Regions from separate parts of the Mus musculus genome. Here all the other regions are linked to region 1. A link is a loop called in an ENCODE intact Hi-C map of the cell type or tissue named here. Cell type or tissue: left cerebral cortex. All regions are shown on one strand.

Evidence for each region. Hi-C counts contacts between places; a loop is a spot of excess contacts. Peaks named below come from ENCODE experiments on the same cell type or tissue, not always from the same donor. Only the 100,000 strongest peaks of a DNase experiment are listed, where the experiment ranks them.
Region 2: it touches region 1 in a loop (2.7-fold over the local background); 6 of 42 quality-filtered maps call a loop at or near these places.
Region 3: it touches region 1 in a loop (3-fold over the local background); 8 of 42 quality-filtered maps call a loop at or near these places.

What each region holds. Positions count from the first base shown.
Region 1 is chr9:77,913,454-77,921,453 of GRCm38, forward strand. Elovl5 (ELOVL family member 5, elongation of long chain fatty acids (yeast)) reads left to right here and starts at 3,912. Exons shown (of 8, transcript NM_134255.3): 1 at 3,912-4,073. In left cerebral cortex, a CTCF peak has its summit at 3,709; DNase peaks (open chromatin) are centred at 3,866, 4,244 and 4,963; H3K4me3 peaks cover 2,112 bases; H3K27ac peaks cover 1,484 bases.
Region 2 is chr9:78,106,104-78,114,103 of GRCm38, forward strand. It overlaps Fbxo9 (f-box protein 9), which reads right to left and starts at 2,553. Exons shown (of 13, transcript NM_023605.2): 1 at 2,188-2,553. The coding sequence starts at 2,190. Cilk1 (ciliogenesis associated kinase 1) reads left to right here and starts at 7,135. Exons shown (of 14, transcript NM_019987.2): 1 at 7,135-7,352. In left cerebral cortex, CTCF peaks have their summits at 3,754 and 7,102; DNase peaks (open chromatin) are centred at 1,951, 2,595, 2,982, 7,133 and 1 more place; H3K4me3 peaks cover 3,840 bases; H3K27ac peaks cover 2,629 bases.
Region 3 is chr9:77,964,444-77,972,443 of GRCm38, forward strand. All of the region lies in intron 3 of Elovl5 (ELOVL family member 5, elongation of long chain fatty acids (yeast)), which reads left to right. It overlaps Gm34771 (a long non-coding RNA gene), which reads right to left and starts at 4,093. Exons shown (of 3, transcript XR_003948188.1): 1 at 475-4,093. In left cerebral cortex, no CTCF peak of the experiment used is centred here; DNase peaks (open chromatin) are centred at 3,475, 6,395 and 6,682; H3K27ac peaks cover 710 bases.

The sequences.
Region 1 (8,000 bases):
TTGTTCTTACCAAGGACTGAGGTTCAATTCCCAGAACTCACAAGTGGCTCCCAACTATGCACAGGATATCAAGTGCCCTCTTCTTATCTCTTGGGGCACTAGGCACACATGTGGTACACAGACATGCCCATGAGCAAAGCATTTATGTATGTATATGTATATATATATATATATATATATATATATATGTACAATAAAATAATAAGAATGATTTCAATCAAGCTTTACTGGGAAAGGTCTTAGAAATTTATCAGTATTAAAAGAGAAACTGGTACCAGTTTTTAACTTTATTTTTAAAATGTATATGAGTGTTTTGCACTCGCACACGTGTGCATGCACGCACACACACACACACACACACACACACACACACACACACGTCATGTGCATGCCTGGTGTCTGCAGAGGTCAGAAGAAAATATTCAGTCTCCTGAAACTGGTCTTACAGATAGTTGTGAGCTTCCAACTGGGTGCCTGTAACTGCTGAGCCATATCTCTGGCCCCCAAAATTTGACTAATTGTTGTAATAAATATAATAATTTCTATCTAATGGGAAAGTGTTTGATATTCAAATTAATGCAAACTTGAGTTTTTTAAAAAGAGATTTATACTTGTGTGTGTGCTCGCATGAGTTTATGTGTGTCACGTCTGTGCATGTATGTGAGGAGGCCAGAGAGTGTCAGATCCCTTGGGAATGGAATTGCAGGTGTTTGTGAGCTGCCTGATGTGAGTTCAAGTGTTCTGTAAGAACAACAAATGCTCTTAAGGGCTGAGCCATTTCTCAGTCTTGCCTTCACCCTAATTGTATTGCTCTGAGTCCTGGGATACAGTCCTAAACAGTAAGCTTATTAGAGGATCAGGTAATAACTGTTAAAAAGCAAATGTGGTATGTTAAATAGTAATGAGTGCTAAGGAGAAAAATAGTAAAGAGGATACAGAAAACAGGAGGCAAAGGGGAAGGTGGTATGGAGTGACAGAAAAATGTCATTTGCTTCCTGAGGAGGTGGTGTTTATGCAAAGATCATAATGAAACAAAGTTGCAAGCCTTAAGCCATTGCTAGGTTAAATCCTTGCAGACTTAGAGAACCAGTAAGAGCCAGGGTTCTGAGCTGGTCTAGTGCTCACTGTATCCAATTAGGCTATTGTTTTAAAAAGACCACAATGTCCAGCAAGGCTTGGTTGTGGAAACCTGACTGGGGCGATGAGGGAATGACAACGGGACAGACATGCTTACAAAAAGTGGAACAAGTCACTTTGATGGGATGGCACCTACGACTGGACAATCTGGAGCCTCAAGAAACTGCTAGCTAGTCTTAGCAGATCTCCATAGGGGAGCAGTCTCAGGCTCCAAGGGAAGGAAGCTAAAGTTGCCTTGGCATACTGGCCAGTCATTCTTCTATACTCCCACTTGGACCAGAGGGAGGCTTTGCTACGTCTCTGAGCCTCACCCAGGTGAAGGTGCTGCCAATTCCCTTGGGTCTAAGGCATTGGCCTTTGTCAACCATGCACTCAGTCAAGGCTTCCTCTGTTGCACCACAGGAGGTGGATACTTTTAGAAGATTAGAAAAATAGCAACATGCTAAATAATTAAAGTCCAAAGGCTTTTGTTAGGATTTGGGCTTTAATACTCTGTTGAGACGGGAAGTTGATAGGTAGTACTGCATTGACTGGAAAAAACAGGAGAAAAAGAAGAAAAAGAGGAAGAAGAAAAGAAGAAAGGGGAGCAAGAGACCTCAACAGATGGTACAGTGTCATTCTTAGTATAAAACCACAGTCATCCTAGATTCTACTCAACTTGGAGATGTTCAGAGATTAACATAGATTTTTCACTTTAGAGACAGGTTTCATTATGCCATGCAAATCGAACAGTAGCAGCTTCAGTCATTAGAATTCGGTATTATAATGAAGCTGTTAATTGCATTTTTAATTCAACTGCAGCTGCTATTGCAATAAAACAAATTGCCCAGGATATTAAATAATTCCTTCCTCAAAAGTAATACTGAAGCAGTCCTTACATACTTGGAAGTGTATTAGAGGAGATGTAGGCTCACTGATAAAAACGAAGAGCAAAGTGTCTGGGGTGGGGGGTGCTGCCATAATTTAAAAGTAAATAGAGAATAAAATTATTATTTAATAGAAAAAACACATTTTTTTATATTACCACATGAACACTACTAAAGAACTATCTCAAATCACATATGCTAGGTAAAATGGCAGGGATAGCTTCTCATGGTTCTTATAGTTCCTGAGGCCAAGAATCCAGTTCTCATGGTACCCAAAGCACTTCTCTTCCATTCCATCACTTAGTAAGCCTGGCACTGAATAGGGATTTTTTATTTGGGAAAAAAATAGCTAAGATGGGAGGTTATACAAGTTCTGTGCGTTTCTTGCAGATTTACACTTGAATTCAAAGATACTAAAATGGGGGTAGCTATGAGGCTGGTCATTTCACACCTTGTGGAGTGGAGTAAATTTAGCTGCTGTGTCAGGGAAGGTCCCGCCTGCCTCTGATTGCATATGTAAATTACACACTGGGAACCCTAGGAAGAGAAGAGTATGCCTTGCTAGTAAATAGCCTAGAGAAGAGTTAAGAATCCTGAACAGGAGGAACACGGATGGCAAGTGGAGCTGAAACAGGGATCAAACATGGCACCGCTGAGTTCATGCTTCACCCATTCAAAAAAAAAAAAAAAATGGTTAGGACTTCTTGTCATACTCCAGATTACAAAGAACTGTCGCAGATGATGCCTCGAGCCTTGTAAATGCCATTGAGGGGAGAAACAAGCTAGATTTAGTGCATTACTTGCCTACAGATCTTAGCGGTCCCTGGTATGTGAAAGCTACGAGACAATTACAATGAACACGGTGAATGCTAGGAGGCCAGGTTGCACAGATGACCACTCACATGCCACTTGAACGACACTTCCTGTATAGACAGACAGACATGCACTTATGGTTAGCACTCAGCACTGTTGCGGGGAAGGCGGTCCTTACTCAGTGTTTATAGAAATGAATGGCAACTAATTGTTATTGCTACAGCAATTTGTGAATGTTTAAATTATCTAATGTTTATAGTTTGTATATTCGTATTCCTATGACAGTGGTCTGGGTCCTGGAACATTGCTGAATATACAATAAACATTTTACTATAATTTAAAAAAAATGTTTCTACACTGAATGACTGCTTGGCTGTGTTGTGTCAGTGGGTGTAAAGCAAAGGGGGCACAACAAAAGGTTACATTTCTAACGTTTGAAGTAAGAGTTGTAGGCCTTGATTTATCAAACAGCAGCGAAAACTAGAAAGGCTCTTATGTTTGTACCTGCGTCCCTTTTAAGTCTTTGAATTTGCCCAGCTGAAAGACATTACAGTATTTCATTACAAGACTGATAATTTCGTAGAGTAGAAATATCAAAACTCCCAATAGTGTGTGATCAACCTATCCTAGAATTACGGTTGCAAAGTTCTGAGTGATTTCTGTTGCTTCAATTTGCGCAACAGCAGCTCCACCTAGGTTTTAGAACCCTTGCTAAAACCATGAAAAGGGTCCCCTTCACAATGGTGGCGAAACCCGTTAGGTGGGTGGGCACCTGCCAAAACAAAAACAAAAACAAAAAAACCACCGCCAAGCCTGCCCCTGCCCCCCGGCTGTTGGAAAGAGTTCAGGGCATCCAGAACTTCACTGTGGCTATTGCGCAGACTCTGCGTCCCACGCAGGCTTATTAGGAAGAAGCAAGAAAACTGCCCCGAGACACGTGAACCACAGGAGACCAACCCTGGCTTCCTCTGCTCACCGCATCTGATTCTGGAATTTACAATCACGAAAGTTCTATCGCCCCAGGATTGGTTCCAAGGCCGCATGACATCATAGCGCTTGATCCTGCCTCCGGGCTCGGATTGGCTGGCCGCGCCATTGTGACGTCACGGTCAGCCCACGCCGGGGTTGAAGCTGCCGGGCGCCTTCCTCTTGCATCGCGGCTGCAGCTTGCTTCTGTTCCCGCGCCCGCTTGCACATCCTCCTGCTCGCGCGGTCCTGCTGCCGTCCGGTGCTCCCCGTAGCCGCTCAGGCAGAGAGGTGAGCCGCCTGCTTCAGGAACTTGGCGGGTGCCAAGGCACTGGGGTGCGGCCAGGCTGCTGGCGCCGTGAGGTCCGGGTTGGGCGGGGGGCGGCAGGCACCGTGGCCCGGCGAGCGCGGGGCGCGGGCCGAGCGGAGCTCCGCCGGGATGGATGCTTTCGCACCTGTTCGTGGGTGGCAGCCACTTTGGCGCACTGACAGGCGCGGAGATCGCAGGGAAGGATGGCGGCGCGCTTGGATCTTCCTCCGAGCTTTCTCTGAGCGACCGTAAGGGCTGCCGAGGAGGAGTCCGCGTGGGTCCGTGCAGTACCGGGCTTTGGGGCCGCGCGCTGGCCTTTCCCTGCTTTCCTCTCCTTTGCTGCTGCCAGGGACGCCCGCTTTCCCGCGACCACTCCAGCGGGTATCTGCAGCCCAGCCTGCCCCGGGAGGGTGGAGACGCGGACGCATAGCTGCGGGTAACGGCCTGGAGTCTGCGAATCCATAAAGTGCGCTGCTCAGAGTTTTAGGGAAAGTGTCCTTTATTGTTTGCTTGCCAGCAAGCCTTCCCCTTCCCCTATCCTTGAGGTGGAGATAGTAAGGTCCAGAGAGAGTTCTTTTTAGACGATCTTGAAGCCTTCGGCACCTTTGAACTTGGCGTCCCTGCTCTAGATTACATTATGCTTATCTCCAGGCGCCTTGATTGCAAATTTGAAGGATGCATTGGATGAATTTTCGTAAGGGGAGGGGGCGATTGAAAGAATGCAACGCATGACTCCCTAGCTGGAGGATACCCGGGGAGAAGTCTGATAAGAAATTGTGGGGGAGCGAGCAGCCCTCCTCCCAAGCCTCGACTGTCTTTCTGTTTTTTTAATGTCAGGGCTGGTGGCAGGAAGTGTTTTGTACAGTTGTACAGGAGGGCCAGTGTTGTCTGTTGGTTTTGTAATTCGTTCCTCTAACCGCTTGGCAGTTATAACCTGTTGGTTTGTACTTGCAAGTCTTTGTGCTTTTGCAAAGTCTCAGGCCACAGCATTTGGGTCAAAAATCTACAGATACAGTCAGCTTTGCATTAGATGAATGCGAATGCACACCGTAGATTTTATCTATGGCTGGGCACAGGTGCATCGTTTATCTAGTCAGTCCCAGTACTGCCGGGTTTCTCTGCGAAAGCTCTGACCTTGAAAAAAAAAAAGGGGGGGGGGCTACTTTCCTTTGAGATTTTTCTCCTGATAACGTCAGTGCCAGGAACATCCACCATAGGCCATCTCCTTTTCTATTCTCTTTTTGTCTTTCAGTTTGGAACTGAAGACAGAAAGGAGGAATGTTATATACTTTCACAGAATGGAGGGTAAACTTAACCATGAATAGGAAACATGGGTGTTGGGTTTTTCAAAATAGGTAACTAGTAAGTAGTTCTTACTTGACTCGGTTTCCTTGTCAGCCAGCCGGGTCCCATGTAACTGATTTATTTATTAGGTGGTTTCAAGAGACTGTAAATGGAAGAACCCAACAGGGGGTCTGCTAAATAGTGGTTTGATAAATGTTTCCTTTTCCTTCCCTGGGATTAACAGTGTTTCTCTTGGCCAGAGCCTTAGCCTTTGGATGCCTGTTGTTCACAGAATTCTTTCCCCCAGCAGTTCCGCTAATTACTGCTTGTGCTGCTGTTAGAGGGGAAGTACTCACCTTTGTGCTAGATTTCCAACTTGAAGTCTACATACAAATCGAGGCAAAATTGCCTTGTCTTCCAGGAACTATGGCAGAGTAGAGCATATTTGTTGCCTAACAAAAAAACTCTGACACACACTAACCTTCCCAGGGGTGTGTGTGTGTGAGGTGTGTGTGTGTGTATTCTACTTTTGCCTGCCAATTCACAATATCATAGACCACTTCCTCTCAGTTGCCTGTCTTTTCCTGCATGCGTTCCCATTCAGAGGCCATTCACATGGCTGCTTTCCCCATGCCTTGTTTCTGTTTTTCCTGCTGCAGAGAGCTGAACCCAGAAGTTCACACGTGCTGAGTAAACACTGCCACTGAGCTCCTTCAATCCTGCGTCATGAACTGATGCTAAGAACAGATTTGCTAAGTGTTTCTTTCCACAAACCAGGGTCCTCTAGGGAGTCCCATTACCCATCTTTTTGTTAAAAAACCTGGAACTAGCAGCCAGGTGATAGTAGCACCTGCCTTTAGTCCCAGCACTCAGGAGGCAGAGGCAGGCAGATCTCTATGAGTTCAAGGCCAGCATGATCTACAGAGCTAGTTCCAGGGCTAGGGCTGCACAGAGAAACCTTGTCTCAAATCACCCAAACAAACAAACAAACAAACAAACCTGGAGCTAAGGCCCAGAGATGTTGACTTTCTGAAAAACACACAGCCTTATCTCCAGGATTCCAGCTTCTCACTACATCTGTCTGTTGTTGGATTGTTTGTCTAGTCAGCTACATGTCATTTATGTAATTGTGCTATTTGCTAACTTAAAATACTCTAACCATGTGCTGAACCATCTTAAACCAAACTCAGCACGTGTGAACTTCTGGGTTCAACTCTCTGAGGCAGGAAAAACAGAAACGAGGCATGGGGGAAAGCAGCCATGTGAATGGCCTCTGAATGGGAATGCATGCAGGAAAAGACAGGTAACTGAGAGGAAGTGGTCTATGGTATTGTAAGTTGGCAGGCAAAAGTAGAATACACACACACTAAACCATAGGATTAACAATTTGCTGCTTCTCAGTCTGCCTGAAGTATGTTCCTGTATTTATCCTATTCTTGATTCATTTGTTTTAAGACAGGGTCTCATTGTAGTCTAGGCCGACCTCATCTTAGGGGTTTCTGAAAGGTCAGCCCTCAACTTCTGATCCTCCTACTTCTATCTCTTAAGCACAGGGATAATAAGGTATAGGTTAACATTTGGTCTGGGCTGTGCTGGGCATGGGACCCAGGTCTGGCAAGCAGTGTACCAACTGAGGTATGTCCCCAATCCACAATTCATTTTTATTAACTTTCTGACTTAGTGGGTATGTGTTAAATATGTCCATGGCTGGGGTGTTTGGATCCAAAGATGAGTGAAGCAGTTTGTGATTCCAAAAGGCTTCTTGGTTTGGCTTACACTGGGAGCCCTTTTGTGCATACTTATTTTATACTTTACACCAAAAGAGAGCCAGAGGTAGGTTTCTGGGACACATGGCACAACTGTCCGTCAGATAGTGCAGTGCCTAATAAGACTGAATTGGTCAGGGTGCTTTTGATTCACGAAGCAAAGCCCAGTTTAAATAAGCTTACCATCGCACCTTTGTAATGGCCTTGAAAGCAAGACCTTTGCTCCAGTGCACTGCAGTCCTCTGACATGCTGGTTATAGATCCTTAGGCTCATTTTACAAGATGACTCCTAGGAACTGTCTGGATTCCCCCTGAGGTGCTTTGCTTTAAGCCTCGGCCCCTTTAAGCACGGCCAGGCAGAAGGATCCGATAACCTGGTATTCATCCCACCGGTGGGTTGACTCTCAACCTCACCTAACTGGCTGCTATACTGGCTGTTAGGGAGGGCTTGCATTAACACCAGGTTGTTGAAAATAAGGGGAAGTTTGGAGTGTGAACAAGTATGGAATCACTGAACAAGAAGGAAGTGCAGGTGACTGAAGCTGGTAGAGACAGCAGAAGTCCGACTTTAGCCTGGTTGTGCTGTAATAACGGCTAAGTTATTAAGGTGGTGGTGTCCGAGTACTAGATCACTTCCTGAGATCGGACCTCACTCAGACTCTATTAATTGATACCAGAGGATTCTTACTTTATAAGAAGATGCTCAGTTTAGATACTTGCCCAAGGTCACAACTCATGCAGCCTAGACGGTGCTGGTGCCAAATCCTGTCTTCTTTCCTGAGATGTCTCGTAACAGAATACTACAAGTAGAGCTCCCCCCCCACCCCCCCCCCCCCCCCCCGCCCCGGAGTACACTGG
Region 2 (8,000 bases), 190 kb after region 1:
CCCGAGTCCCACGGAGTACAGCCCTCTTGCTGTTGTCGGGCAGTCGGACTAAGCTAGCCTGATCTGAAGAGCTTCCCGGCTCTAATGGGTTAGTGCTACTCAGTGTGCTGCTTGCTCTTCTGGGCCTGGATTGCCTTCTTCCTTGCTTAGCTGCATCTACTTCAACATTCAGTCAGCAGCATTTTCCAACTGTTTTCTGTCACCTTACAAATACATTCTTATTGAAATCACTTGTCTCCCTCAGTAGAAAGAGTGTATCGAAGGCAGAGAGCACATCTTTGTCACAGCTGGTACGTTTAGGACCAAAAGCACCACATGATTTTGGGTAAAAAAAAAAAAAAAAAAACCAGCATCATTAGTTTTTGTTAGTTGAAACAGGGTCTCATTGTGTATAGCCTAGGCTGGACTGAAACTCGATATGTAGACCAGGCTGGCCTTGAATTTGCAGTGATTTTCCTGCCTCAGACTCTCATGTGCTAGGAGGAATTTGAGTGTGAGCACTATACTGGGATCTCTTTCTTTGGAGAGACATCTGTGAGCTGGAGAGATGGTTCAGCAGTTGAGGGCTGGATAGTCTTCCAGGGGACCTGAGTTTGGTTCCCAGCATTCGTGTCCAGCAGCACACTGGAATTCTCTTTCTGGCCTCTGTGGGCACCTGCACATACACGGCATGGTGTCTCAGTTAGGGTCACTACTGCTGTGATGAAACACCATGACCGAAAGCAACTTGGGGAAGAAATGGTTTACTTGGCTTACATTCCCACATCACTACTCATCACTGAGGAAATCAGGGCAGGAACTCAAACAGGACACAATGGTGGATGCAGGAGCTGATGCAGAGGCCATGGAGGTGTGCTGCTTACTGACTTGTTCCTGCATGGCTTGCTCAGCCAACTTTCTCATAGATCCCAGGACCGGCCTGCCAAGGGATGGTACCACCCACAAAGGGCTGGGCCCTCCCCATCAATCACTAATTAAGAAAATGCCCTGCAGGCTTGACTGCAGCCTGATCTTTCGGAGACACTTTCTCAGGTGAGGCGTGCCTTCCTCTCAGATGACTCTAGTCTGTGTCAAGTTAACATAAATCTAGCACACACTTTAAAACATTAATTTAAGGAGAGGGAGAGAGGGAGGGAGAGAGAGAGAGATCTGTAAAGAGAATTAGTGATTCTGAATTCTGGGTCATCTTTTCAGATGTGATTAAAAGTTTATCACAGATCACAGTTAATAGGTTTGCTAATATTGAAGATCTGGTACTGCACCAAACCCCACACCATGCCAGGCTAGTCGGAGGCTCAAAAATAACTAGTTGAATACAGAATGCCTATCTCAGAACAGAATCCATTGTTAACCTTGATTTTGACAGTAGGAACTGGAATTTTACTACATTTAGTCGATTTTAATCCCACTTGAAATAAGCAGGAGCTTAGTTAATCATCAGTATTTTCATAGTTGAAAATTACTCAAGCATCATGGTATAGTTTAGTGGGTTAGTTTCTTCGCAGATGAGATTAACTGAACATAAAGAAGGTTAAGGGCTTAATCGTGGTTTGAGGACTACTTTTGAAAGTTTAGAAGAAGAATCAATTAGTGTGTTTTCTGTGCACCAGACTAGTTTCATAAAATAAACCGTTGCAGCCAATTCATGTTAAAAAAAAAAAAAAAGCCACTTGAGTGTTCTCCCAGTCAGTCTGGTATCTTTCATTCTTAAATCATCCAGCCCTAGCCGGAAACTAGTTTCTTAAGTCACTGCAGAGCCTACATACTCCATGCAACAGTCCCGTGAGACCGGAGCTGTCACACATGGAGCTTGGCGCAGTCTCTCCGTCCGCACAGCAGAGAAGCGGCTTAGGCCCTCGCTATCAAGAAACTTGGCAAGAATCCCTCCAAGTCCAGTTTGCCAGCACTGCCTGCGAATATCCTACCAGGGCCACTGACACCTCGAGGGCGTGCGTCCCAAACGTGGAGCTCCCGAAATCATCTATGGGCCGGGCTGCCAGAACAGAAGCGATCAACAAGTGTCACCGCTTGCCAGGGCCACCTCCCTTGTGCAGAAGCCAGGACAGGTCACCTGAGACCCGACTCCCAGCTCGGACAGTCTGGAGTGACCGAAGCGGGCCTTTCCTCGGCTATCCGTCAAACCCTGCCCTCACCACCCGGCCCTTGCTGCCCTCCCTCCTCGGTTACCATGCTGGCCGGCGGCCGGCCCAGTCGAGGGGCTTCCCGCGCCCGGCTCCCGGAGGGGTGGCGGCTGCCCGGTGTCTACTCCTGCCCGTCTGCTGCAGCGCGGCTTAGCAGAGTTCTCGGTCGGAGAAGCGCACCAGGCAGCGGCAATAACTGCGGGCCCGGCGTACGGCAGCCATTTTCGCGGGACAGGGGGCCGGAGGCAGGCGCGCTGCGGCGGCCGGGGACTCGAGCTGCGGAGGGGTCGCCGGTCGCCAGCGGAGGCCGAGCACCGAGCGAAGAGCTGAGCGTCGGCCCAGCAGGAGACGTCTGGACGCAGCGGCGGAGCTGCCTGCTCTGCTGCGGAAACTGCGCCGCCGCGCCGCGCATGCGCAATGCCGTCGTCGCCGTCGCCGCCGCCTGCTTGGCTACCAGCCACCCGTCGCGAGCTAGGGTGATGGGCCTACTGTGTGCAGCCGTCGGTGGAGCTAAGCTGGCCCGCCTCACTCAGCCCGCCTGTTTGATGCTGAGAACACCCAGGCAGGAAGGAGCAGACGTTAGCTCAAAATGTTTGAACCTGAATTTGGAGTAGAGCCCCCTGAGTCGATCCTAATTGGACATTAGGGGACAGTACTTTAGGCGCCCTGGACACTGGGTGCCCTGTCAGAATGAGAAAAGAGAGCGAAAACTCAACAATCATTGAACCCCACAGACTCTGAACCGAAGAAAACGTACGCTCATGTGTGCAGCCGGAGAGTGGTAACAGCCAACGCAAGTCACGTCGAACTACAGATCCCACAATACAACGGGGGAAGGACGGCCCTTTTCAAGGCCTGAAACCCGACTCCTGAAGGAGTGGACACTACAAGGGACGCTGGGATTTGTAGTCAAATGTTCCACGTTGAGCCGGAACTTACACCCACCCACCCCCAACCCGGTGCCACTTCTTACAGTCCAAACATCCGATTCCACGTCAATAGAAGGCACTTGGATTGCACATTTTAGAACTTTTTCACCTACAGGCATATGCTAGCAAAACTTACGGGCTTCCTGGCCTCTGACAGACATTTAGACAACATTTATTGAGTTTCTGTAAGTGTTAGAACCTAACAGCCAGGACGCTACATTCACCCGACTTCACAGAACTTAAAATTTTATTGTGCTACTTTATTCTGGAGCTCAGAAATGAAGTACGTCTTCGGCAAAGACATGGAGGTAAAAGGGGAGGGGTGCAACTTGATTACAGTAAGAAATTGCAAATCCTGTGTATGTTGTCTATTTAGTTAGTTTGTATTCCACTGAGTCCAGTTAATGCTGGAATATTGCCTTATCTTTTGGGCCTGATTTTGTAGAAATTATCATAATTTCAGTAGGCTGATGAATACACCTGTCGTGACATATCCAAAAGACAGCATCTCGGAACACTCTTTCCTGTCCCCGGGCTCTTACATTCTCTCCACCCCATCTTCTTTAATGTTCCCGGAGCTGGGGGCTGGGGAGTGGATATAGATATGTCCCATTTAGGGCTGAGCACTGTCACCTATTCTCGGCAGATTTTGTAAATAATGGAATCCACCTCTAGGTGGAGACTGTCCTTGGCTCCTCCCTTATAGACTAATCTAGTGGGATATAGGTCAGGGACTTGGCCCATGGGATTACCCCTAGGAAGGTGAAATCAATTTAAGACAATGTCATTTTTCTTCCAGAATCTAGGGTGTCATTCCCTAGAAGCCACCATGAGATTCAGGCAGAACCAGGTAAACTTTTTCTAGCTAGAGACCAAGAATGCTTTTACATTCCTTAACTAAAGCTTTGAGCTTCCTTGTCCTCCGAAGTTCCCCTTCCGGTCGTGTTCCACGCCTGTTTCTCTGCTTCAGTCTCATCCTCCTGGCTGTTTCCCGTTTTACAACTCGCCAGTCCTAGTTTTCCTAGTTCTTGAGGTGCTGTCTGTGTCCAAATTTAAATTATTTTATTAATGAGACTAAGAACCCTGGAAGGAGGCTTCTATTTCCTCGGAATCGTATGGTGGCTCTTCGGGGACTTCCCCGAGATTTCTTAACTGCCTTTTAATTCCTTTCTTTAAAAGACTTGCTTACTGTTACTTCTGTGTGTGTACGCTTGTGTAAGTTTATGTGCCACCATGAGTGTGAAGGTTCCTAAACAGGCCAGAAGGTATCAGGTCACCTGCAACTGGACTTAGAGGTGATTGTGAGCCATTTCACATGGATTCTGGAAACCTAAACTGGAGCCCCTTGCAAGAGCAGCAAGTGCTCTTGACAGCCAGACCCAGCCAGACCGTCTCTCACAAAACAACATCAGCTAAACATCAGCTTTCACATGAAGTTTCCACAGTGTTAGAACTAGTCAATTTCATTGAAAGGGTTGAATGTTTAAGGTGGGCTGGCCAACTAGCACACGAGGAAGGTTGGAAACAGCATTAATCTCTGCATATAAAAAGACAGAAAGCAGTTTAACAACATGTGCATTTAGCAAAACAACAGTCAAGGGCTCCCTACGTGGGGCCTGTAACCTCCTCTTTCCTCCATAGGGCCATGGACTTTTGACAAGGTTGGAGCAGGTCTCGGAGCCAATCAGAAAGCAGCTGATTCTCCCTATAGCTTATATGCCTCTTGCATCCTTAGGCACATGTTGCCCAAATCCTATATTTCAGAACAGCCCTTCTCTATGGATGGTTTCATTTGTACACTACTAACTACCTATGATGTAGGTATTCGACGGATGCCAATATGTCAGTAGTTTTCTTTGTTTTTTAAAGGAGACTCTAGATTTCAGGTCTTTCAAGAAAAACACTTCTCCCAATGATCCCTTTAAAATTAGGTTTTAAATGGAAAAAATTTAAAAAAGACTAATAACAGACGTGATTTGAATTCCCCAGATTGGGGCTTGGAGAGATGGCTCAGTGGTTAAGAGCACTGACTGCTCTTCCAGAGGACCTGGGTTCAATTCCCAGCACCCACATGGTCTGTGACTCCACTTCCAGGGGGTCTGATGACCTCACACAGACATACTAAACCAACAGTGCACATAAAACAACAATGAGCCCTAAACGTCAGTTTTCAGATGAAGAGTGAGGATTGAATGTTTAAGGCGGGCTGGCCAATTAACACGTTTTCTCTTATCCAAACGAGTTGATGAAGTAGTAAAATTTAACAAGATAAATATTTGTGAAGATAAATTCAGTACCTACCTAATTGAAACCCTGTTTGCTTCACAGCAACAAGCCTGTTTTATTAAAACACAGCTACAGTTCACTACCGCTTATTTGTACTCAGTCATAACCAATAGCCGTCATCACTGGTTTTTATTATCTCAACATGTATTTACTGGGTCATAATTTCCCAAGGGCCAGGACTTCTAATATAAACTGCTTAGTAACCCAGTGGACCTCTGCCAAAGGTAGACAAAGGCAGTTCCTCTCTTTGCAAGGCAGACTGGCTTGAACTGTTAAGTTTGAAAATGTAATCATTTTAGTTACTTTTAAAGCTCCCCTTTATGAGCACTATATGACTTATTAGGCTCCTTGTCTTGTGTTCACTAAGGAGGACTTGTGATTTCCATTTGTCCTATGGGCTAGCTATCACATAGGTAAACAAGGAGACAGGTAAGGTTAACAGAAGCCCTGGGGAACTTGACTGTCTCGTAGGTTTCTTCAACAGTGGAGCAAAAGGAGTGATCTGAGCTTTGCTAGATTCAGGGGCTGAGAAAAACTGCCTGCAGTCCTCAGGATTCAGAGGCAAATAATGAAAGGAAAACGACATGACAAGTGTGTGTGGGGGGGCACTCGGTCTTATTTGTTAGACCAGCTCTCCTGTAGCTCATGTTGGCGCTTCTGCTTCCACTGTCACACGCAGGGGCTGCGGATGTGTAACTCCATCAAGCATGGCTGGGAAGAGTTAAATTCAAAAAGAGTTAAATTCAAAAGAGTTACTGATTTATTGGTCAAAATAGTGTTATTTAGAAAGATGTGGGTCTCCAGACCAGCAGCATCTGCCCCAAGAACTTCTGGTGTGGGGCCTAGCAATTTGTTTTTACTAGCCTTTTGGGTTACCACCCTGTGGAACGATAGAGTCCAGAGCCGGGTGGTAATTTGTTTTTTTTTTTTTTCAAAATGCTTCAAAGCTATCCTTTAAGATGATTTAAGGTGGGTCCCACAATAGTATATATGTATGTAGGTATGACTTATTTTAGAGAGGTTTGAGACTTGGTCTCATTACATAGTCCTAGCTGTCCTTGAATTCACTATGTAGACCAGGCTGTCCCAGAACTCACATAGATTCACTGCATCTGCCTCCTAAGTGCTGTGATTAAAGGTGTACACCACCACTCAGGCTTTACAATATAATTTATGTTGTGAGTTTGTTCTAGTGGTTCTCTGCCTTCCTAATACAGTTCCTCATGTTGTGGTAATCACCAACTTTAAAATTATTTTTGTTGCTACTTCATAACTGTAATTTTGCTACTGTTATGAATCATAATGTAAATATCTGTGTCTTCTGATGGTCTTAGGCCACCTTTGAATCCCCAAAAGGGTTAACCACAGGTTGAGAACCTCTGCAAACAGTGTTAGATTTCCTACCACTGCATAGAAAGGAGTGTTGCATCTCCTTGGTTTCTCACTTCGGAAGCTATCCATTCAGTCTTTCAAACTTACGTTGCAATAATGCTGAAATCATTTTTTCTACTGTGGTTAAATACAGACGCCAAAATGTGTTGTTTTAAAACATTGTGACTGTGCAGTTTAGTCGCATTGATTTACATTCAGGCAGGAAACTTTTTTTTTTAAGCGGGGGCTTCCCTTATTTGAGTATTTTGGGGTCAATCAGCCTGTCAGTGGCAAGTCTGCGGCTCCCCCGGGTGGGTTCGCCGCAGCCCAGAAGCTCAACGCTGCCCTCTGCCGAGCATCCGGGAGATGGCGGTGGTGCAGGGCCGCGCGGGGCCAGCGAGGGGAGCTGCAGGGCAGCTTTTCCAGGGAAAGCGGCTGGTCGTCCCCACTAGAAGCCACTCTGCCTTTTGTTTGTTTTGCTGCCGGAGGCCGCGGAGCGGCGGGTTCCTGCTGGATGCCACGCGCTGACGGGTGTGGACTTGCCGGGTTCGCCCGCTCGGATCCCACTGCCCTTGCCTGCCGGGCCCTCTCGGGTGCACGCGCCGCCGGGCCGCGATCGCCGCCAGTAAGTGGGGCTGGGGCTAGGGCTGGAGGGCTGCACTGCGACCTGTCGCTGGGTGCTGGGCGGTACCGGCTGACCCGAGCGAACTCATGGCCGGGAATGAGGGGCTGTGGCTTCTCAGTGGACCCGCCACGGTCTTGCGGGTCTCCTTTGCCGAGAAAACTCCCGAGCCCGGGGCTTTTGATGGGTGTGTTTATCTTTCAGTCTGAAGGAGCGGAGCACCCTGGCCGACTTGAAACCTCTTGCGGGTGGGTTTGTGGGTGGATGGGTGCTGAGGACTTGGGATTATCATTTGCCTAACTAGGCCCTTGTCCGTCCCACCCGGGTCTGAGCAGCACACTTGCTCGCAACCATTTTACTCAAGATTATCTTTTACTCCGGCTTCTTTCTTTCCACTCAAACCAGATGTTTGGAGGAGGATGTTGAAAGATTTTTTTTTTTTCAGAGAACAACGTTTATTTTTTATTGTTAACCTTTTAAAAGTTTGATACTAGCATGCATGGCTTGTACAGGAGGTAAAATTAATGCATCTTTCTGCAGAGGAATGTATTCATTTCCATTTATTACTAAGGAATGGCTTTTACTAAGTCTGAGGGAGATTCCACCCTGGATTTTGCCCACCTGACTGATATCTGAGCTAGCAAGACTGTT
Region 3 (8,000 bases), 51 kb after region 1:
CCCCCAGGCTCTCTGGCTCAGCTCTGCCTAAACCCACAGACACCAGCTCTTTGAGTCTTCCTCCCTGACACCATCCCCAGCCTCTTTCTTCGGTATCTCTGTTCCCAAGTGAAGTGCCTTTGTGGTATTCCATCAGCACCCCACTCCAGCCCAGGCCACACTCACAGACAGACAAATGCCTGCAATGCAAAGGTCCCCTCTACATCTCCTCATTGTTATTTCAGTTGTTTGCACCACCGAAGCTGTCCTTGTATAGGAATAGGAAAAGGGTAAACATGAGAGTCACATTTTTATACTATTTAACAATCAGACATAAGTTATAGGTTACAAATTATTACTTTTTGAGTGTGTTTTTTTCTCTGGTACATAGAACCATATGTTGTGAAAAATACGACCAAATTGTCTTTCAATCATTCAGAACATTTAAAATTGTATGTAAAAAAAAAAAAAAAATGTATTCCCAAGAAGACAGACCTGGTTTGGCATAAATCCGAACTTATCCATTTCTCTCTTGCTGTGCTGGGTTTACATACGCATGCGGCTATGCCTGGCTTGCTCATGGGCTCCAGGGATCCTAACTCAGGTCCTGGAGCTTATGCAGCTCTCTTTACCAGCAAAGCCATCTCCTCATCTCCTGAATTGGCTTCTTAAGGAACTGATTATACTCAGAGCTGAGCATGAAGAAGTATGCGTGGCCTAGCAGTTGTCCTTGGCTAGCTAGCAAGTGTGGGGTCAGCCTGAGACAATGAGACCCTGTCTCAGAACAAAACTTAAAAAAAAAAAAAAAAGCCCTGCGACTGCCCCTCTGAGGTCCTGCTTTTGAAATAATGATTTAGCCTATGCTAATTTTTTTTTTTTTACTTTAAAACAGAAGTGTTTGTTGAGTGTCCCAGATAAGGATCCCATATTAGCATTTCTGGGGTTATGTTGATGTGCCTGTCTTCCCCCAAGCGTCTGAGAGGTTATAGAAAAACTTGAGCACAGACTTCTAAAGAACAAGAATGGGGTAGGGCAAAACAAGCTCGGCCTTCCTGGTTGGCGCTGAGTGCTGTGGAGTTGGGTGTGCGTGGTGTGGATGTGTGCTCCACCTGGCCAGCTCCTGCCTTTGTTCAGGTTGCCAAGAGCTCACACTGCTGCTTTCTTGAATTGTGCTTTGAAAATCATGGTGTTTTATTGGGAAGATGGGTGATGTGGCCTTTGAAAGGCTGCTCCCTGAGCCGGAGCCTCCTGTCCTCTGTAATTAGGGGTAGGTAAGCGCCTCCCACGGTACCTCTGGGCTCTGCCTTGCTCAAGCCCCAGAGCAGTTAGCTCCTCTGGAAGGATTATATTCCAAACTGTCTCCTTTTTCTTTTGGTTCAGGCTTTCCAAAATAGATAATGTTCTTGTGGGAAAATGGGCTTTGGAGAAAGTATTTTGTTTTTAGAACACTTTGGAAAGGGTTTTTGCTCTTTGCCTTCCTGCTTAAGGAGGGTGCAGAGAAGTTGACTCAACTGGAGAGACCAGTATTTGTAGGCAAGCTCTGCTAGGTGTGTCTAGCCTCTTGACATCGTAACAAGACATTGTCACCTACAAAGTTCACAATATTGACATCATTACCCCACCCCCACACCCCCCACCCCACCCCTGCAGTGAGAGAACGTTTGAACGTTTTTAAGTTTGTGGTTTTATGTTGGGGTTTCATAGCTATCTTGGGGTGCACAGTTGTAGGTTGGACATTCCTGGGTCATTGCCCAGAATAGGTGATACTTTGTTCCCTCACAACTGAAGTTCCTTGCTTAGAAGAACTCCCCTGGGCGATCTGAAGGAGATAGCATTTGCCCCTGGTGTGGCTGGAGCTCCTCTTGGGGATTACACACAGTGGAGAGGAGAAGTGGGGAGTACAGTCCAAGCACCCCCTCCCTACCCCTCACCCACCTCCAGAGGGAGGAAGGGAAAGAATACCTTGGCCAAAGAGGAAGCCTCGGATCTCATTCTGCAGACTCCTCAGACCTCTGAGAACTTAACTTCCTACTGAAGTAATGAAGGATGTGGGAAGACCACAAGCTCCCCCCCCCACCTACTCCCTCTCCCTCTCCCCCTCTTTCCCTCTCTCCCTCAAGATACCTCCGTGTTCCTGGCTCACTTTGAGATAGAATACCTCTATGTTCCTGGTTGACCTGGAACAGATATCCTCCTGCCTCTGCCTCCCAAGGACAGGGACTAAAAGGTCTGCAGCTCCACCCACCACCCCATCTTACAGGTTCTTAGTTAAAGCCAGGCTTCGCAAAGCAAGGCTGCAGTAGGTTGGCTGTAGAGTTTAAACTCATGCAAAGGACCCTGGCAGGGGCTCCTGGTTTTGCCCCAGTTGTAGATTCTCAAGTATTGGGAGCAGAAATGCCAGAGTTTTAGCTACAATATCAGACTTACATGGTACCTACTAAATGTCGTGCACCTGTCGTGTCCTCATTTAATGGTCCCCTTCTCAATGTCCCTGTCCCTTTCTGTGGAGGAAGTATTAACAGTAAAAACAAAACAAAAAACCTTCAGCACAAGAGGGAAGGGGCCAGTACTTAGGATTCCAGGCATACCTGTTTCAGGTTAGCCTGTTTGCTCTGTGCTAGAGTTTTGTCAAGTGTGCGGGAGCGGTCCTTATGACTTAAGCAAGGGAGGTGCCTTCCTCGTTCCAAAGTGGCCTTACACTGTAGGGGAGGTGGGTGCTTTTCACTTCGGAATAGCTTATGGTTGGCTGTAAGTCAGACAAGGAGATCGCTACAGGTAAAGGTCTTTTTCTCAGCATCCTTCCTGAAAAGACTTGCCAACAATTCAGAAACAGGCATGGTAGGCAGCAGAGCCTAGAACTGCTGTGTGACACATGCTTGGGCTTAGCCAGGCCTTTTCTTTGTCTCTGTTTCCTCACTTAAAGTGCTCACTTCTACCAGATATAAAAACATACACAGGCCAGCAAATCTGTGAAATGTCTTAATGGCTCTTTGGAACATTCCTCATCTGGGATGCCGTTGTCTTTAAGCATCGCATCGGAGTCTGTTTTCATTGCCTTTGGTTTGTCTCTGTTCAGGGCATGATGTCCACATAACTTATCTACCTCTTATGACCAAAACCAGCCAGCCCTTCTGTCGTTTTAGGGCTTTGGGGTGATGTGACGGGGTGATCGGACCATGAGGATAGAGCTTTTCCAATCAGACTCAAGTGTTTTTGATGACCTTGTTTCTGGAAGGCTTTGGTAGCGATCCAGAAAGTACTATGGTGAAGGTTCTCCTTCATTTGTGGTTAGCAGTCAGTTCTCACCACTGACGTCATCAGCTCCCTGAGCTGCGTCCCCAGGACCTCACTGTGATGCACAGCTATGTTCTCTTAAGATGAAAAGATGCACAAAACCTGCATTGGCTGCTGAGCTGTCTCCCAAGGAGAGAAGAAGGCTGCTTGCTGCGCTTAATTATAGCTCTTCACATGTTCCTGGCCTAATTAAGGTTTGCTTTACTCCAAGGAAGGAGGAAGCACATATGGCTTTACAGTGGCACTGCCCGTATCTTGGTTACTTGGGGACAGCCACATAAATAACTCTCTCTTTGTTGTCCTTGGGCCAGTTAGTGGTACAGCGAGTGTGAAGATAGAAGCAGGCTGTTTGTTGTGGCCTACTTTTCCACTCTGGAACAGTCTCTCCGCTGCCTCTCGGAAGCCCAAGGTAGATGGCGGCCCTCTTCTCAGTACCTCACCCCGTCCATCCTCTTGAGCCTTCTTCTACCTCGTCTGAGGTCCTGCAGCATTGTGACAGACCAGGTTGCCAGAGAAAACTTGAACCTGGGCCCTGCAGAGAAGCAGCAGCTACAGGAACTTTCTAGGAGCGTCTTCTCCTGTGTGCTCTTTGTAGGGCTGGGAGGGGCTCTCGGTCCTTTGCATTGAGAGTCTCTGGGGCCACTGCTCATGGCATCCCCTGTTCCTCTGACAGTAACGGAGGCTGGAGAAGCTTCAAGTACTGGCCCATTTGTGGAGACTTGGTAGAGACCCAGACAAATAAATGCTAGCCCAGGTCCATAGCTTGGGGTATTAAATTATTCTGGCCTTTCTGACATTTTCCACACACACACACACACACACACACCCCTATAAAATTTGGTAAATGGTTTTCTTCTTATAAACAGAATTCAGAAGCCTGTCATAAAATTTGAGCCTCTTTGGAATACTTTTGGATATTTTTTAATTTCTCTGTCTGCAAAGCAAAAAATGAACCCACCTCCCTCCCTCCAGACAGAACTGATGTCTCTGTCTCCTACAAATGTAACTTGATACCTAGTTCCTATGAGTTGTGACCCCCAGCAGAGTCACATACCAGGTATTCTGCATATCAGATGCTTCTATTATTCATAACAGTAGCAAAATTACAGTTATGAAGTAACGATGAGATCATTTTTTGGTTGGGGTCACCATAGCGTGAGGAAGTGTATTGAATGGTGGCAGCATTGGGAAGGCTGAGAAACACTGCTTTAGAGGACTTTGAGCTTCTGTCTTAGTTTCGTATCGTTGGTCAGCCCGCTCCTCTTTACCAGTCTGTTGATGTAAGACCAAGGCCTCCCCAGAGCTTACTGAGGGGCATGAGACCCTCATGGTTTAAAGTTTCCTCATGGGGCCCTCACTACACTATCTGTGACGTTTGACAAGAAGCGGTTCCGTTTGGTATCTCGAGACACTTTGCATTTCTGTCGTGGGACGGAGGAAGGACAGTGATCAGCTGAGAAAATTAAGAGAAGCCATGAGAGGTTGGGCTTCCAGTCATGGAGAAAATAGAATTCTAACTGAGCTTCGGAAGATAGGAGATCTGGAGACCTGGGGTGCCTGGGACAGAATTCTAGATAGTAGGAATAAAACAGTCATTGTGAATATTTATTATGCTCTTGTTAGGAGCCTTATTGGATGAGATAAACTATTCACAGTTCATATCACCAACCTTTCAAGATAACCTTTCTGATGCAAGACCATGTCTGTGCCGCTTGAGTTGTGGGACCTAAGGCTTAAGCAGATGGAGACACTAAAGCCAGTGTCCCTATCTCAGCATAGACGTTAGAGGCTAATGCAGCCCTCTGACCTCGGGGGTTAAGGAAATACGGATCTGGAAAACTGTATCTGGATAAGTAGCTTGTAGGTATAGAAGTGAAGGGGAAACTTGGAGGCTCACTGTAGAACTGGAATACCTCAGAAGGTTTGTTATGGAGGCAACAGCAAGTCTTTGAAAGGTTTTAAGTGTGGAATGTATTGCATTGAGAGGCTCCCTAGCTGGCCCTAGTAGAAGCGGTGAGTGGCAGTCCCAGTGGAGAGAATGTGACCCTGAAGGCTGCCTCCACAAGGACCTCAGAGTGGAGGAGGTGTGGTAGGCACAGGCCAGGAGCATGGCCACCAGTGAACAGCATCCCCTGTATGTGGCTTGTTGGTGCTGGCAGCTCACCACCCAGGGCCCAGGCCTGATTTCTGTCCTCCAAAGGTGGTGTTAACATAGAGATTTTTCTACTCCTGTCCCAGGCTAGAGGAAAGGGCAAGTAGGATTTTGAGTTAATTTGCTTATAGAGGAGAGTTCTACCTAGATTCCTTTAGAAACAAAAATGAGTCACATGTCAGGAGGGAACCAGAGCCTTCCTTATTAAGAGGCACCTGCAGGACTGACTGTAAAGGGGGCATCTGCCCGCTTTCCTACCAGAGTCGTCTGAAGCGACATACACATGGTCCTCTGGTCCAGGACCCCAAGATGGTAGCTAAAGAAAACAGTGATGGTAGGGTCCAGAATGTGACTTGTATTGTTGCTTCCGTAGTTTTGAGACAGAGTCTCACTATTTACCTTGTCTGGTGTTGAACTTGTTATATAGACCAGGCTGGCCACAAACTCACTTAGCTCTGCCTGCCTCTGTCTCCCAAAGGAAATTAAAAGTGTGCGCCACCACACCCTGCTAAAATGTGACATTTTTAATATGGTAAAAGATATAACAAAGATAACCGTTTCAGCAAATATTCACTGTACACATTTGTCCTCGTGGAACCCTTACTGCATTATCTGTGACATTTTGACAAGAAGCGGTTCCTTTTGGTATCTCGAGATATTTTGCATTTCTGTCATGGGACGGAGGAAGAACTCTGGTGTCACAACCCTCTCTCCAGTCTGGTCTCCAAAGGCCCAAGCCCACCTCCTCTCCCTCCGTTCCTTGTTCATTCTGGGTTTGCATCTTGAGTCTTCAAAGTTCTCATAGGCCTGTGAGTGACAGACTTAACTGGCCTTGAAAGAGGACATAAGACCCAAAGGATATATATGCCTCATGGTGCCAGTCTAGAAAGAAAGCAGCAGCGTGCATGGCCTGTTATGCAGTGTAGCTGAGAGATCGTTGAAAACTTGGACAGAAAGCCGCTGGAGAGGATTTAGTCCAACCTCACTTTTGACAGTGAAACCCACAGGTCTCACACTCCTCCCTGTCAAACCTTCCAACCCACAGCCTCCACATCTGATGGTATACCAGACTCTTAATGCTGCTCTCTGGCCATGAAAAATATGTAAACTCAGAATGTTTTCAGGTAGAGAAAGTAACAGAAGAGAAGGAAAACACTGGAAGGGAAGTTACAGGAAACATCAGATGCTCCCACACACACACCCCACCCCACCCCCGCATTCATGCACTGTGCCGAGGCTGGCATTTATTTCTGACGTTTGCTTGGCTAAAAATGTAACGTTTTGCTTTCCAGTCCTTGTCCAAAACGTTCTGCTTGCTGTGGGGCATCTGTACCGTTTACCAGGCTGAGTAGTTGTCGGAGGGCAGTGGGGGAGCAACCTGAGCCTCCTAGATCCTGGCTCTGTTTCAGTTTCCAATTATCGATATTCACATTGACCCGGCAGAGGGGGCGGCACTCCTCGATATCCGCCCCAGTGTCCTTATGTTTTAATATGCCTTAAACAGCTCAATGGCTGGGCCACTTCTAACCTCCACTTGGCTGATGGACCTTCCAACTCGTCACTTACCTGTGTTCCACCTTGGCTGCCCTCTCAGACTGAGTTTCCCCAGCACCTGCATGACAGCTGTGTTCTCTGTCCAGCACCTCAGGCGTGGCATCTACTCCTTCCGTGGCATGGTGGCTATCTTTTTCTCCCCTTCCTCAGTCTCTTGCCCAGGAATCCTAAAGTCCCACCTCTGTCTCCCTGACCAGCCATTGGCTGTCAGCAACTTTATTTACCAATCAAAACTAACTGGGGGCAGGGTCCCTCCGAATTTTACATGCACACTGAGGATTCTTGTGCAATTGGGGGGGGGGATTAACATAATTAAAGTGGCATTAGACCAAATCTACAACAGGGTTCTCAGTTACCCCTTCCCTTGAACAACTTTCTTACTGAGGTCAGTAGGTGAAGTTACTGGTTTACAGTCTGAGCCGCACACTGAATTCTCTTGAGAACTTTGTGAGTCCCGGGAGGTTTGTTTCCTGGTCTGGGTGAGGCCAGGCATTAGTAATCCTTTAGAGCTCCCGGGGTTATGGTGGTCTGCAGCTTCAACGGGACCCGCAGTTGTTTTCCAAATTTCATATGATCAGAATCAGCTGTTAAAACACTGGCCGGCTGGCAAAATCACAGCCCTCAGAGGCCGGAGGCAGGAGAATGAGAATTTTAACCTAGGCTACCTGAGGTCTCTCTGACACACACATCCCATGTAGGCTTCTCGCTCATAAATTTCAGGGTCACAGGATCTAGGGTAAGGCCTAAAGCTGTGGCCAACAAGTTCTGGGTGGTGTCAGATCTGGGATCGGAGACAAGACTTTGAAGCAACATCATTAGATTCTCAAGAATTTGTGACCAGGGACTCTTGAATGCCAGCCCTGGTGATCGACCCCAGGGTTTTAGATCCTGAAGGTTTGTGATAGTTCAAGATTGCATCTTGCCAGGGGTCCTGGGTGCTGCTGGCAGGATGGACAGGTGCACACACTTTGATAACTGTGACTGGGTCCTTGTGTGTGCTTCATATGTGGATGGCATGAAG